Linked DNA regions of Homo sapiens: all the other regions are linked to region 1. A link is a contact called in ENCODE Hi-C or POLR2A ChIA-PET data. All regions are on one chromosome and are shown on one strand. Each heading gives the region's core, a stretch centred on a gene start or an enhancer-like site at or near the end of the contact. The rest is flanking DNA. Distances are from core to core; before and after follow the strand shown.

Region 1 (3,577 bases), core at 1,067-3,566:
ATTGGCCCACAGGCCCAATAACACAGATATGTACAAGTGAGTTTTCCCTAAGACCTGGGCATATCCCTACGTATGAGAGGTACTAGATTGCCATAGCATTTATACGACAGCATTAGAGGAAAAATAATCACTTTTGTCCCCCCCCCACAAAGTACACTCTGAGAGTAAAGTCAAATAAATATAATCTTGGTGAATATTAGAGGGGCACGAAGAAAACAAGCCGCCAAATGAAATTTTATAGGACAGGCATATTCTGAGTACTCAGAGAGAAAGAGAAATTCAAAGGGCTTTTTGAACAAGTGATTCCGGAGACAAATTTTGAAGGAGAAGTTTTGTGGCGATGACTTGGGAGTGGGAAATGATTCCATCACTCCTGTTTCCCAGCTGAGATAAGGGAATTCTGTTAGCTGCACACTGCACGGACAGAAACAGGGTTACCTGGAGAGCCCTGACAGCAATGTTTGTGGTGAAGATGTGGTTCTGGAAGTGAATTTCCATCCAGGCATTGTGCTGACTCTATCACTTAGCAGTTCTGTCATCAATATCTTTGGATTTCAATTTCCTCATCTATAAAACACGATTAATAATGGCTACCTCATAGGGTTATTGTGTGGCTTAAATACATGTGTTTGGGTAAAACACTCCAAATAGGTTGGTTAATGTTATATTCGGGGAAACCTCGATGGGTCAGCTGAGGCACGCCTTTTGGAGGAGGAGAATATTGGCGAACATGGTAAAACCCCGTCTCTACTAAAAAAATACAAAAAAATTAGCCAGGGGTGGTGGCGAGAGCCTGTAATCCCAGCTCCTTGGGAGGTTGAGGCAGGAGAATCGCTTGAACTGGGGAGGTGGAGGTTGCAGTGGGCCAAGATTGTGCCACGGCACTCTGGCCTGGGTGACAAGAGCAAGACTCCGTCTAAAGAAAAAACCACTGGGTAGGCTGGGCTCGGTTGCTCACGCCTGTAATCCCAGCACTTTAGGAGACCAAAGTGGGCAGATCTCCTGAGGTTAGGAGTTCGAGACCAGCCTGGCCAACGTGGTGAAACCCAGTCTTAACTAAAAATACAAAAGTTAGCCAGGCATGGTGGCTTGCGCCTGTAATCCCAGCTAGTCGGGAGGCTGAGGCAGGAGAATCACTTGAAACCGGGAGGCAGAGGTTGCAGTGAGCCGAGATCGCGTCATTGCACTCCAGCCTGGGCAACAAGAACAAAACTTCATCTCAAAAAACAAACAAACAAACAAACAAACAAACCCAAAACCATCAAGGAGCCCTGAACACTCAGAAAAGGTAATTCTAGAGGGAGACAATTAGATCCATGGAGTTGAGTCATCATTAGTTTCATCAAAGAGAAGAAACACGCTGAGTCCTCAGAGACAGCCACTTTCTGAGACCCAGTGTCTGTGCGTTATTCTTTGACAGAAGTTCTCCCTGACGGATGCAGCCGTTGGTCCCAGTCTCTACTTCGTCTTGACTGTGATGATTCTCTACGTATAAAACCCTCCACCAAATTATAAACTAGGGAGACTCAGCTAAATATAGGTGCTCAAAAACATACTGAATTTGAATGTTGGACGGTTTAGTGCCCAGCTTCCCCACACATATTCACAACACATCAAAACACAATAACGTTAGCCCATGTGTCTGTGCCAGTACTTCCCTTTTAAAAAATCAAAAATACAGCCAGCAGATGGCGAGAGTGGATCATATTTGAACTGTAGGTAAACTAGGTTTTCAGTAGTAGTTTTTGGAGACACTCCTCAGTTACTTTTTATTTGTTGTTTGTTTTGGTTTCCTTTTCCTTTGAATGGAATCAAGTTTGCACCTCAGGGCAGAATTAGAAGTAATCACGAAGGTAACTAAGAAAAAAAAAAACAAGGTGAACTAGGGCTTAAGAGCTCTAAATACATCATTTTATTAACTCTCAAACATTTTTTAGGAGGGTAAGTTTGGAAGGGGAGAGGAGTAAAAAGCCAAATAGTTTGGATAATCGCCCAAATGTAGGTAGGTTGATTAAAATAGTCATTCATTTCTGAAGTACTCAGCAATACTGCTTCCAAGATATGTCCCTTATATTTTACTCTCACATATAATTATTGGCCAAAAATTGTGGGCTCAACTCTAGAGGATAAATTTTACAGGTCATAAATGTTCTAAATGTTGTTCTTCTCTGGACTGCCCAAGGCAGCCTGAACAACAGGCTGAGATTTGCTTCAGGTTATCTCTCCACCATCTTCAACGCTCGCCCACAAATGAGATGCCAAGGGTCACTCTGTGTCAGGACTTGGTGAGAAAAGCCACTGGAATGTTTAATTTCTCTCTGGACAGAAAGCTTCTTTGTCCACACATGTATTGTAATGCTGGGACACACAGTTGTCCATGGGGGGAAAGAAAGGGCTACAAAGAATGCAGAAAAAATATATAAGTCAAGCACATAGTTACCTAGGAAGGTAAATGTGAGGATTGGGGAAGTTTACAGAAAATAAAAATTGTTCACAGGATCGCTAAATATTTCCTCACTCTTTAAGATGACATTAAGGTATGTTAATTTTTAAGCTATTTTAATGTTTGAGAATCATGACTCTATGAGAGAGAGAGAGAGAGAATGCCTGTATTTCCAAGTTTGCAAGTAAGTAAGGTCAAGTTAGAAAGTCAGAGACAGGAAGCGGAATGTGTGTGTGTGTGTGTGTGTGTGTGTGTGTGTGTGTGTGTGTGTGTGTGTAGAATATTCCTGTCTGCTTTGTGCCACAAATTCTTGGAAAGGCTGCTGTACGCCTAAGTTTAGCTCCACTATATAGCTTGTTGCAGTTTCTGTACCTAAAAGAAGGGTCCTTGTGTCCCCACAAAAAATCTTTTCAGTTATTGGGTGAGCTATGCCCATCCACTTAGCATAGGTATTTACAAACACAACAACATAGATGACACACATGATAACCATTTTATAAAGAAAGGTTTCAGAATTATTTTTAGCTTGTAATTTTATTCTGATTGATGTCTTCATTGAATATACTGGACAGACTTTTAAACAGTTAATAAAACAACACACCTCTAATATCTGTTTGTGAAAATGTAAACTAGATATGCTTACATAAGGAAAAAAACTAAAGCAAGGTAAAAACGTAGATATTTTCGAAGCAACTCATCTAAAACTAACTTCCAAACATACTTTAAAAGTTTGAATCTAACAATATTCTTCAGAACATTGGTTGACTAATTTAACTAGTTTTTTTTTAAAGCAAAAAAGGTAAAAAGATTTTGGACACAGTATTATATTAATGTGACACCAGAAAACATCTAAAGGTTAAAAATCCAGGAAACTGTCTAGCATACAAAGGCATGTTCATTCATGGAAATACTTTGTTGTGAAAACAAGTAATTGATGTGTTTATGTTCTTAACATTAAAAACATAAAGATACAAAATTGTGCAAATAGTATGAATGCAAAACACCACAAATTAAAACAAATTCATAGACAATATGACTGGGAGAAAATTCATCGATAACTCCATAGCAGAAATACCTGGGGGTGATGTTCTGGTTCATTTATTTCTGAATTTCTCTGTAATTTTCCCCTAGATT
Region 2 (3,406 bases), core at 647-3,146, 1.0 Mb after region 1:
TAAGAATCTAGAACTGTAATTTTAGATTCTTAATCAAGAGGTGATTTTGCTCCCTTCCTCCCTGTGTACAATGTCTGGAAACATTTAGGACTGTCACAGCTGGCATCTAATGGGTAGACTCCAGGAATACTGCTGAACACCCTATACTGCACAGGCCAGCTCCCACCGCAAGGCATCATCTGGTCTATAATGTCATTAGTGCCAAAGTAGAGAAACCTTGTCTAAAACCTTCTGCATGGAGCCAGCTGACTTAGCCCTGGAGAATTTGTAGGGATCAAAGGCCAAGAGGAGGAAGAAAAAGAGGTACAAATGGCCCTGGGTCAAAGAGGTACTACAAAATGCTCAGCCAAAGAGTGTGGATGCTGCTCATCCTCCCAGCTGCCCGGAACAACAAAGAAAGGGTCCTCTTAGTCTTTACCTTGCCAGAAGTTGTCAATGACTGCTTTCTTCATGGGATTAGGGTTTAATTTGGTCACAGAAAGAATTCTATTCCATGATTCATCACCTGGCCAGCTGACAAACTACCCCAGCTCTATAAAGCATTCTTATATCACTGTTAGCTTTTAACAGGGCCTAAATCAATGAAAGAAGGGATGGAGGCAGGGAGAAAGGAATTAAAAAATAAATTCAGGAATTGTGAACAGACAACATCTAAAAAATAGGCTATCTCATTACTTTTGTCAAAATCTAAATGATCATGTTGTCCTTTCTCTTGAGAGACCTTGTTACCTAACCATTTTTATTTTGGGTAATTTGCATGGGGCATTTGCATAAGGGTAAAACTTAAAGATTCTTCTCATGTATTATTAATGTCATAAGGAGATCATGATATTAGATGTATTTCTTGTTGCTATTCAATTCCTAGAAAAATTACATGAATCAACTGAACTGTAAATATCAAACTGATCCAGCATAAAAAGATCAACATCATGTCTTTAGATCCTAATAATCCAAACGAGTATGGTAGCTAGCTTTTATCTGTGATACTCTTCGGGCCAAACTGCAACCTAATGGATTACTTAAGAATCTAAATTTTAAAAAGAGTTATAGTAAGGAAGTACATGCCTCACGAAACAGTGTTTCCTTTGTAAGTATTCATTACGGGTTCCATTAAACACAAAGCCCACTTAGTTGACTGGAGTATTTACCTTCTTCCCAGTTGGGGAGGGAAAGAGAGGTGCCAACCAAAGATTGGTCACAAAAAATTAAGCACTGGGTAGGGCAACAAGGACTGCCCTTAAAGTAGTTCCTGCATAAACTGCCATAGTAGCCCCATATTTTCATTGCCCCCTCCCAACACAGTGCGTTATTTCAGCATATTCTCAAGTTTTACCATGTAACATAAACTCATCTCTAAATTATAAATTGTGTAAATATGTCACCAAGAAATGCTAAAATGCTGCTATTGAATATGAATTGTTTATCCCAGGCCTCTAATGTTCTATGCCCTAAGCTTCAGAGATATTAGATACTAAAATTTGATTAAAACCATATTCCTTGCATTTGCTGCCATTATCAATGATGCAAATTCACACATGTGTTAGCTAATGAAGCAGCCAGACAGGGTTTCACAGGCAGAGAAAAGGCTGAAAGAAATCTTTTTTGCCAAACAGAAAGTGGCCCAACTGTGGGAAATGATATGGATACCCAAGGTAGTCCTCAAAGCCAAAACTGTAAATAAGATTAGACCCTCACATGGTTCCATGGTCTGAGTATACATTACAACATTTTAAACCAAACATTCATTTCATTGTAGGGATTTATGCCAGCTGGCATAGCACAGTTGACCAAAGTGAAAATCGAGCTTGAGTTTTCCTTCCTTGTAAAACTCAGTACGTTTGTAGCATTAGCCCCTTACCAGAAGAGGGCAACGGTGGCCAGGCTGGCATTATTCACAAAGAATAAAGTTACCTGCAGCCAAGGTAACGTTTGCCAAGGGAGCCAGACCTTAGGAAACTGCCTGCAGAACTGCTGGCTTCTGAGTGTCACACATGCAAAGAAACAAGGCTCTCTGCCTTTCCTTTTCCTTGGATGAACTAACAGGCGACTGAGAGATCAAACCGTTGCAATATTTCTAATTGATGATACAGAAGCACTGCTCACTGCAACCAACTCACCATATTTATTTAATCCTTTTTTTTTTTTTTAAAGAGACAAGGTCTTGCTGTGTTGTTCAGGCTGTCCTCAAATTCCTGGGCTCAAGCGATCCTCCTGCCTCAGCCTCCCAAAATGCTGCCATTACAGGCATAGGCCATCAGCGCCCAGCCCTATTCACCACATTTTAAAGTTATCCTCTCTCCTGTCCATACTAGCTATAAAACTTGTCACATTCCAAAAAACAAGAAGGTGTGTTAAAGATCTCTAAGTGGAGAACTATTATGTAAATAGTATATAAGAAGTTTGCAAATTATAGATACCGTAAGAGCCATTCTACATTCAGGTTCAAGTTCACCCACAGTGCCCTGACTTTTCGGACTCCCTTGGTGGAGTCTCCGGCGCTCATTTCTGCTTTTCTCCCTCACTAGTGTTTCCAGGCTCATCTTTCTAAACAGTGTGTCTCTAGCTCAGGGTCTTCAGGCTTTCTCAAAACAAAGCATTCTCCAAAATCCTTACCCCTTTGAAAGCATTTGATCTGCTATGCAAATTTACTCAATATTTGCTTTTTAAACACATTCATCTCTAGTGAAGGAAAGAACTTGTTTTTAGTTAATAAAATTCAGGCATATGTGAGTAGTGAACACCTGGGTGAAGGGGTGAGGATGGAGCATGAATGTGCATGCAACACAGGTAGTTCCATTATTCTCTCCTGGTTTGGGAATTCATGAGACTAAGGATGAAACCTCTTAAGTTCATACCTTGACTCTTACCCTAGACAAAACTACATGTTCTTGGGCCGGGCGCAGTAGCTCATGCCTGTAATCCCAGTACTTTGGGAGGCCGAGGAGGTGGATCACCTGAGCTCAGGAGTTCGAGATCAGCCTGGCCAACACGGCGAAACCCCATCTCTACTAAAAATACAAAAATTAGCTGGGCATGGTGGCACGCACCTGTAATCCCAGCTACTTGGAAGGCTGAGGCAGGAGAACTGCTTGAACCCAGGAGGCGGAGGTTTCAGTGAGCCAAAATCACACCACTACACTCCAGCTTGGGCAACAGAGCAAGACTCTGCCTCAAAAAAACAAACAAAACCTGCACGTTCTTTCCAAACCTGCTCCCTCCTCCTGTTTTGACTCAGCCAGTGGCACTAGGACTTATCCAATTCTGAGACCTCAACACTTCCCTTCCTCAGCAGCCATTTGCAATTCATCACTTCTAACCCCTTCCATGCCTCCAGGCCAAGCCATCACCTGCTCCAGCCTGGCCTTCTGCAACCGTCTTCCCTGGTCTCTCTCCTGCAACAACTCAC
Region 3 (3,226 bases), core at 306-2,805, 1.1 Mb after region 1:
TAAAATCAAAATGACAAATAATAACAGATGTTGGCAAGGATGTGAATAAACTGGAACTCTCATACATTGATGGTAGGCATGTAAAATGTAGCCACTTTGCACAATAGTTTGATAGCATTTCAAAATTTAAAGAGTTGCCACATGACCCAGCATTTCCATTCCTAAGGATATATCCAAGAAAAAAAATAATAACTCCATACAAAAAAATTATACAGGAATGCTCACAGAAGCACTACTAATAATAGTCAAAAAATGGAAACAACCCAAATGTCCATCAACTAATGAACAGATAAATAAAATGTGATATATCATACAATAGAATATTATTTGGCAATAAAAAGGTAAATATTCCCCTTTACTGTGCTCAGCCAGGCAACTGCTTTTTCTCACCCTGGCAGAAACCTGGAGTATTTTCTGAAGAGGGTAAGACAGAGGATCTCTAGTCTGGAAAACACCAGGCACAGTAGAAGGTGGAGTCTTCTGAACAAAGAGACATTAGGGAATACAAATACAGAGACCTTCCTCTGCCTGCATGCCTCTCTACCCTGCCCATACTCTCCAGACTGCAGACTGAAACCTCCCTATTCAGAGAATTGGACTAACCTAAAAGACACTGTCTAAAAATACTGACATAGGGGTTCCTTGGGGAACAGCCTAAACAGATGGCTCTTAAGTGAAGTCCACATCCATAAGCCCCACACCCATATGCAGAGATTCTAGTCATCTTTTAATGTCCCACTCTCAAATACAAGTAAACAAGCAGGAATCACCTACCACCTAAGGCAAGATTAAATTATGAAAGAAAACCAAATACAGAAAAAAACCTATTTGGCTGAAACAAAGTATGGAGGGAGAAGAAAACATTTTTTAAGAATTATCATTAGGGAGATTGCAGATACTACAGCCATAAAGCAAAAAATGACAGCAACAAAAAAAGAGAACTATCAGAAGACAACAAACTAAAACAATGATAGTTGAATTTTAAAAACTTAATAGAATGGTTGAAAGATAAAGCTGATGAAATCTCTCAGAAACTTCAGCAAAAATTAAAAAAATGAAAAGAGACAATAAATTAAAATTAAAAGACCAATATAGGAGGTCAAACACATGAAAATTAGTATGGAGACTGACCCATATTACAGCATCTATCCCAGTGAAATTTTAGGCATTGGGGATAAAAAAAAAATTTTTTTTAAGTGCGTTGGGGGGTAGTAGGAGGTGGAGAACACAAAGGATCAGGAGTCAGAATTGGTTCCAAACCGCCCAAAGAAATGGAGAAATATCTTCAAAATTCTGAAGAAAATTGTTTCCAACCTCAAACTGGATTTAAACTTCAGGGAAGAAAAAAAATTCTTATGCAAGCTCTTATAAAACTGTTTCATGTATTTTTTCTCAGGAAGCTACTAAAGATGTGCTTCACCAAAATGAGGAAACTAAGCAAGAAAGAGGAAACAGGAAGGGTGAGACAGGAGAAAGGCAGAGCAAAGCTGAGGATCTGGTGAAAGGAGGCCTCCATGAGAGCTGTGGGTAGACCACAGGAGAAGCGCAGGTGCAGACCAGAGCAGGCCGCAGGGGAGAGGCACGTCCAGGAAGATCTACACACACACACACACACACACACACGGATGAGTTTTAGACAACTCGTGGAGAATATGAGATTGAATTAGGACAGGTACATGGAAAGCTAAACAGCAGAAGAATAACAAGGCAATGACTGATTCCATGATAAACAAAAACTGCAGTAAATAAAAAGAGTGCTTAATACACAGTTCAGTTATGACTAGCATTTATAGTTATAATAGCAAACATTGAATCCTGACCTAAACAATATTATGCTTACGATGATATTAGAAAAATAGGGAATGTGTGTGTATAAATATGGTGAGGGCATAGAGGTTAAACAGAGCAAAAGATCTCTAATGGTGATGGAATGTTTCAGAAACAAAGCAGACCAGTAAAAACAATAACAACCACAATAGCTATAGTAAAGCAAAAATACAGACGGTAATTTAGTGATCGGGATCCAATTCTTTTTTTTTAATAAAATTTTTTACGTTATTTATTTATTTATTTATTTTCTGAGACAGAGTCTCACTTTGTCAACCAGACTAAAGTGCAGTGGCTCAATCTAGGCTCACAGCAACCTCCACTTCCTGGACTGAAGCGATCCTCCTGCCTCAGCCTCCTAAGTAGCTCAGATTATAGGTTCATGCCACCAAGCCCAGCTAATTTACATATATATATATATATTTTTTTTTTTTTTTTTGAGACAGTTTCGCTCTTGTTGCCCAGGCTGGAGTGCAATAGCGTGATCTCAGCTCACTGCAACCTCTGTCTCCTGGGTTCAAGCGATTCTCCTGTCTCAGCTTCCCGAGTAGCCGGGATTACAGGTGCATGCCACCACGCCCAGCTAATTTATGTATTTTTAGTAGAGACAGAGTTTCATCATATCGGTCAGGCTGGTCTTGAATTCCTGACCTCAGGTGATCCGCCCACCTCGGCCTCCCAAAGTGCTGGGATTACAGGCATGAGCCACTGCGCCCAGCCTATTTTTATATTTTTTATAGAGATGGAGCTTCACCATCTTGCCCACGCTGGTCTTCATCTCCTGAGCTCAAGCAATCCACCAGCCTCAGCCTCCCAAAGTGCTGGGATTATACGTGGGAGCCACCACGCCCTGCCTGGATCCAATTCTTAAGTACTAAACTCTGCCCCAAACTGAAGAACAAGATGAAGAGAGCTCACAAGGATGGAGGAAAGGGGTTGAGGAGGACACCATAATTCACAAGCCTTGAGCATGGAACTATTTGCCCGTTGAAATTTTTAGAACAGGTCTTCCAAAAGAAATATAATGCAAGCCACAAATGTAATTTTAAGTTTTCTAGTAGTTGCATTTTTAAAAAAGTAAACAGAAACAGATAAAGTTAATTTGAATAATCTATTTTATTTTATTTTATGTTTTTGAGACGGTGTCTCACTCTGTCACCAGGGCTGGAGTGTAGTGGCACGATCTTGGCTCACTGCAACTTCCACCTCCTGGATTCAAGCGATTCCCCTGCCTCAGCCTCCCAAGTAGCTGGGATTACAGGCGCCCGTCACTATGCCCAACTAATTTTTTGTATTTTTAGTAGAGACGGGGTTTCACCATATTGGCCAAGCTGTTCTCGAACTCCTGACCTCATGATTCACCCGCCTCGGCCTCCCAAAGTGCTGGGATTACAGTCAT
Region 4 (3,497 bases), core at 516-3,015, 1.3 Mb after region 1:
AGCCTCAGAGTAGAAAATGGTTAAAGTAGTTATTACCACCTCAGCAAAATCCCGCAGTGCCATAAGAGAAATTGCAGTAGACCTTTAGGTCAGAGTTAAGTTCTAGTTTAACACCATGGTTCTTTACCTGCATTACCCTGAAGGACACACTTGGATTCTCCTGAGGAAGGCCAGTCTTAATATTGTCAAAATCTAAAGCTATCAGCCTGCGATAACCAGTGCTGATAGCAAATACTTCCAGTAACTCTGAAACCGTGGCCAAAGAGGTTAAATCTATTCAGTACAGGACCAGTAAAATTTCTCAGATATGTGTTTTTGTGGATGAATGCTTGTATTCATGCCTGATTGCAAGGATGGGGGAAGAAGGAAAAGGAAGAGTGATTCATTCTTAAAGTTGATTCTGCTTAGTTCAGCTAATCTCACATTTTTATCAAATGGAAACATAGAGAGAGATGTATCATCCCTATAAACAGATAGCATTGGCTTCTTCATATATACAGTACTTATGCTCACCCAAGATCTGTAGACAGATCTACTCTGTGTTAAAAAACAAAACCAAACAAAAACCTTGATACCCTGCTGGAGGATAAATCCATATTTTTTAAAAAATGTATTTATTTTCTACGTAAAATAAGGGTCAGAGGGCAACACAGAAGATTTCCACAAGTAGACTATTTTGTTGAAGCTATGCAGGAGGTGAGGAGGGGAACAGGAAATTGTCTGCAAAGGAGTCTCTGTGAGGAAGATTTATTTCTTTCTTGTTTTCTTTTAAGCTACTATGACTCCTCTATTAAGGGTCTCCGTAAGACCGGGGTCTCAGGGAGACAATTTGGTCTCCAGCCCTGGCACATCCAGCCCCGGCCAGGCATTTCTGCCGCAGGCAGATGAGGCGCTGCGGCCGGACCGCTGTCCCCGGTGCTGAAAGGTCGAGGGCGCCCGCGCGAGCCCTCGGTGTTGCTATCCAGGGTGCTGAGCGCGGGCCGCCGCAGTCCCCGAAGCCAGCCCACCCGCGCCAGCCCTCCGCAGAGCCCTCCCACCCGGCACGACCCGCCCGCCTCCCGCCAGCCTGCAGTTGACGTGGAGCAGGCGGCATAAATCAAGTCCGCGGGGCATGGAGGCTGCTGTCGCTGCAGCAGCTCAGCTTGCCCGGGGCGGGAACTCCCCCTTTCTCCTTTCGCCTCCCCAGCACCCACACCCTGTCTCCCCCTTAATTCTTCCCTGGATAATAGCACCCTAACGACAACAGTCATAATAATAGGGTTAGAACGACAGGGGAGGAAAACTCAACAGCCTAAATATCTCTGAAAACTGCATCGCAAAATGGAAGAAAGAGGGGGTCCCACTACTGTTTCAAAAGAGTAAGTTATTATTCGGTACGTACCCTCGCTCTTCCTCCCCGTCGCTCCATTTGCAGGGCTCCCGTTTCCCTTTTCCCCAGCAGCTCACCTCGAAAACACTTTATAAAGCCCCCACCAGACGTGCACACACGGAATACCGCACCCTAAGTGCACCAATACTTGTATTTACCCAAGCCCACTCGGACTGCCCAGCTGCTGTCCCTTCTGGGTATGCAGCCATCCCGAGCCAGAGCCACGACCTGGGGAGGGGGGTTCTTACCTGGGCTTCTCGGGAGGGTTGTGTTCTCCGGGCCTCTGCAGGTTGCAACTGTGGTGGAGCCGCCGAGCAGGGAGGGAAGGAAAGACAGCGCCTGACCTCCCCGAGGTTTCGTCTTCAATGCAACGTGAGCTCTGCCCTCATCAAAGATGGCCGTCCGTTTTGACGTCAGCAGCTTTTAATAGCCGCCCAGCGAGGGGCGGGAGGAAGTGGGGGCGGGGCACGGCGGGGGCGGGGGCGGGGCCCGGGCTGCGGCGCGCTTGACTCGGTTCCCAGTGCGCTGGCCTGCAAACCTGCGTGTTTTCACCTTCTATAAACACCCGCACGGGGCGACTCTTATGACTCCATTTTAACACTCGGTCTTGGGCAAACGCGTTCATCCCGCAACTGCATTCCTGATGTTCTTTGGTGTGTGTGCGTGTGTGTGTACATATGTGTATATGTGTGTGTATGTATATATGTATGTGTGTGTATATTTTATAATACATGTATAATATATGTATAATTTGTGTGTATGTGTATATATTCCCCCCCACCCCCACCCCCACCCCCTTTCAGTGGAATCTGTGGTTGAGTCATCTAAGGAGAGGGGAAGGCAGAGGAGGGGTAAAAGGTAGTGATGGGAGGGGTGGGGGAAATTTCAGCGGCGATTTGTTTTCTCCGAAGAGGGTCCGTAGGGGCATCCCCGTCCACCCTCGCCAGCTCCATATATGGCCAGGCTACGTGGGTTGCTATTTTTATGAGTGATTGCTTCATGTTATCGAAGCAGCGTCGAGGGCTTGTGGCTCTCGTTGCTGTGGTCAGCCGGGCAGCGAGGCTGGCGCACGTTATTTTGAACTACGTCAGAGCCAGGCTCTCTGAGCTGTTGCAGGAGTCGGGGGAAGGAGAAGGGAAGCGGAGTTAGCCCAGCCAGCGTGGGTTTGCAAGGACTCGAGGCTTGAAGTTGAGTTGTTTGCCGAGGGCAAAAACGGATGACTCTGCTTTCGGTGGAATTTGCAGTCGGTGCTGGGGTTTCATGCTGGGTGTCTTAGGGGTACCCCACGGAGGCACAGACGCCCCGAGGGAACCGTCCAAACGGCCGGGAGGAGGTGGGGGATTCAGAGCAAGGACGGCTGGGACACGGCCGAATCTGGGGGTTCACTCAGTGCGCAAACCCCGGGGTACCCGTGCAGGCTGCCTCGGGGGGCCCTCGGATGCTCAAATCAGGGCGGGGAGACAAAGGCTACTTGTGCTGGTCGTATTAGAGATTAAAAGTGATAATTATAAAGCAACAACCCTAACTGTCCTCCCTGGCCGTGCCCGGGCCCGGGAAGGGGGTGGTGCGCGGATCGCTCGGCGGTGGCAGCCTCCCGGATGATTCACAGGTGTTGGGGAGGCTGTCGCGGGGCTCTCCGCAGGGAGGGAGGGCTGGGGAGCGCGTGGGAGGTGGGGGACCTCGTCTGAGGAACTGTTTGTACTTTTCCGGGAAGGATGCGATTAGAAGTCGTGCCTCGCAATGTTAAAACTTGATGGCCTCTTTTAGGCTATGGAAAATCCTTGTCTCGCTTAGGAGAAACCATTTAGAGCTGGGTTCGGAAAAGCGGCGTACAACCTCTCCCCTTGCACCCTCGCCCCCCACCCCCGCCCCACCACACACACACACACACACACACACACACACACACACACATCCCTAGCTGGCCTGAGAGCCAAGCTTAGGCAATAATACGGCCTTTGATTGCGCTCCATTGCGGAGGGAGGGAAGCGGGGTAGGGGGAAGGGAAGAAGAGTTGTGAAGGCGCTGCGTTTAGAAAGAGACGGGTTGTTAAGAATTTAATAAAGGATACCTTTAATCGAAATTAGTAGACATAATTGTTTCTTAAAGATTCCCTGGCCTGAAGGCT

Evidence for each region. A loop is a pair of places that touch in the nucleus more often than their neighbours do. ChIA-PET counts read pairs that join two places held with the same protein, here RNA polymerase II (POLR2A). Pooled maps may share reads with other maps.
Region 2: a map of PC-3 shows a loop between it and region 1 (9-fold over the local background). The contact joins two enhancer-like sites. A Hi-C loop is called at or near these places in 6 of 168 maps with a recorded cell type or tissue (GM23248, PC-3, endothelial cell of umbilical vein and 3 more) and 6 of 50 pooled maps.
Region 3: a pooled map shows a loop between it and region 1 (3-fold over the local background). The contact joins two enhancer-like sites. A Hi-C loop is called at or near these places in 39 of 168 maps with a recorded cell type or tissue (A673, GM23248, HCT116 and 26 more), 10 of 37 single-sample maps with no recorded cell type and 34 of 50 pooled maps.
Region 4: a map with no recorded cell type shows a loop between it and region 1 (3-fold over the local background). The contact joins the promoter of SNAP25 here to the enhancer-like site in region 1. A Hi-C loop is called at or near these places in 1 of 37 single-sample maps with no recorded cell type and 2 of 50 pooled maps. POLR2A ChIA-PET finds 5 or more read pairs at or near these places in 1 of 52 experiments (activated CD4-positive, alpha-beta T cell).

What each region holds. Positions count from the first base shown.
Region 1 is chr20:11,542,355-11,545,931 of GRCh38, reverse strand. No RefSeq gene overlaps it. Among named protein-coding and RNA genes, the nearest start is that of LINC00687, 330 kb to the left of the region's middle. Within about 2 kb of position 2,316, at least 4 of the 41 ENCODE cell types and tissues checked have a DNase peak (open chromatin) inside an H3K27ac peak, as active enhancers do.
Region 2 is chr20:10,535,106-10,538,511 of GRCh38, reverse strand. All of the region lies in intron 2 of SLX4IP (SLX4 interacting protein), which reads right to left. Among named protein-coding and RNA genes, the nearest start is that of SLX4IP, 100 kb to the right of the region's middle. Within about 2 kb of position 1,896, at least 6 of the 41 ENCODE cell types and tissues checked have a DNase peak (open chromatin) inside an H3K27ac peak, as active enhancers do.
Region 3 is chr20:10,451,705-10,454,930 of GRCh38, reverse strand. The region is part of intron 1 of SLX4IP (SLX4 interacting protein); the gene reads right to left. Among named protein-coding and RNA genes, the nearest start is that of SLX4IP, 18 kb to the right of the region's middle. Within about 2 kb of position 1,555, at least 8 of the 41 ENCODE cell types and tissues checked have a DNase peak (open chromatin) inside an H3K27ac peak, as active enhancers do.
Region 4 is chr20:10,217,098-10,220,594 of GRCh38, reverse strand. SNAP25 (synaptosome associated protein 25) reads right to left here and starts at 1,765. Exons shown (of 8, transcript NM_130811.4): 1 at 1,618-1,765. It overlaps SNAP25-AS1 (SNAP25 antisense RNA 1), which reads left to right and starts at 1,089. Exons shown (of 5, transcript NR_040710.1): 1 at 1,089-1,358.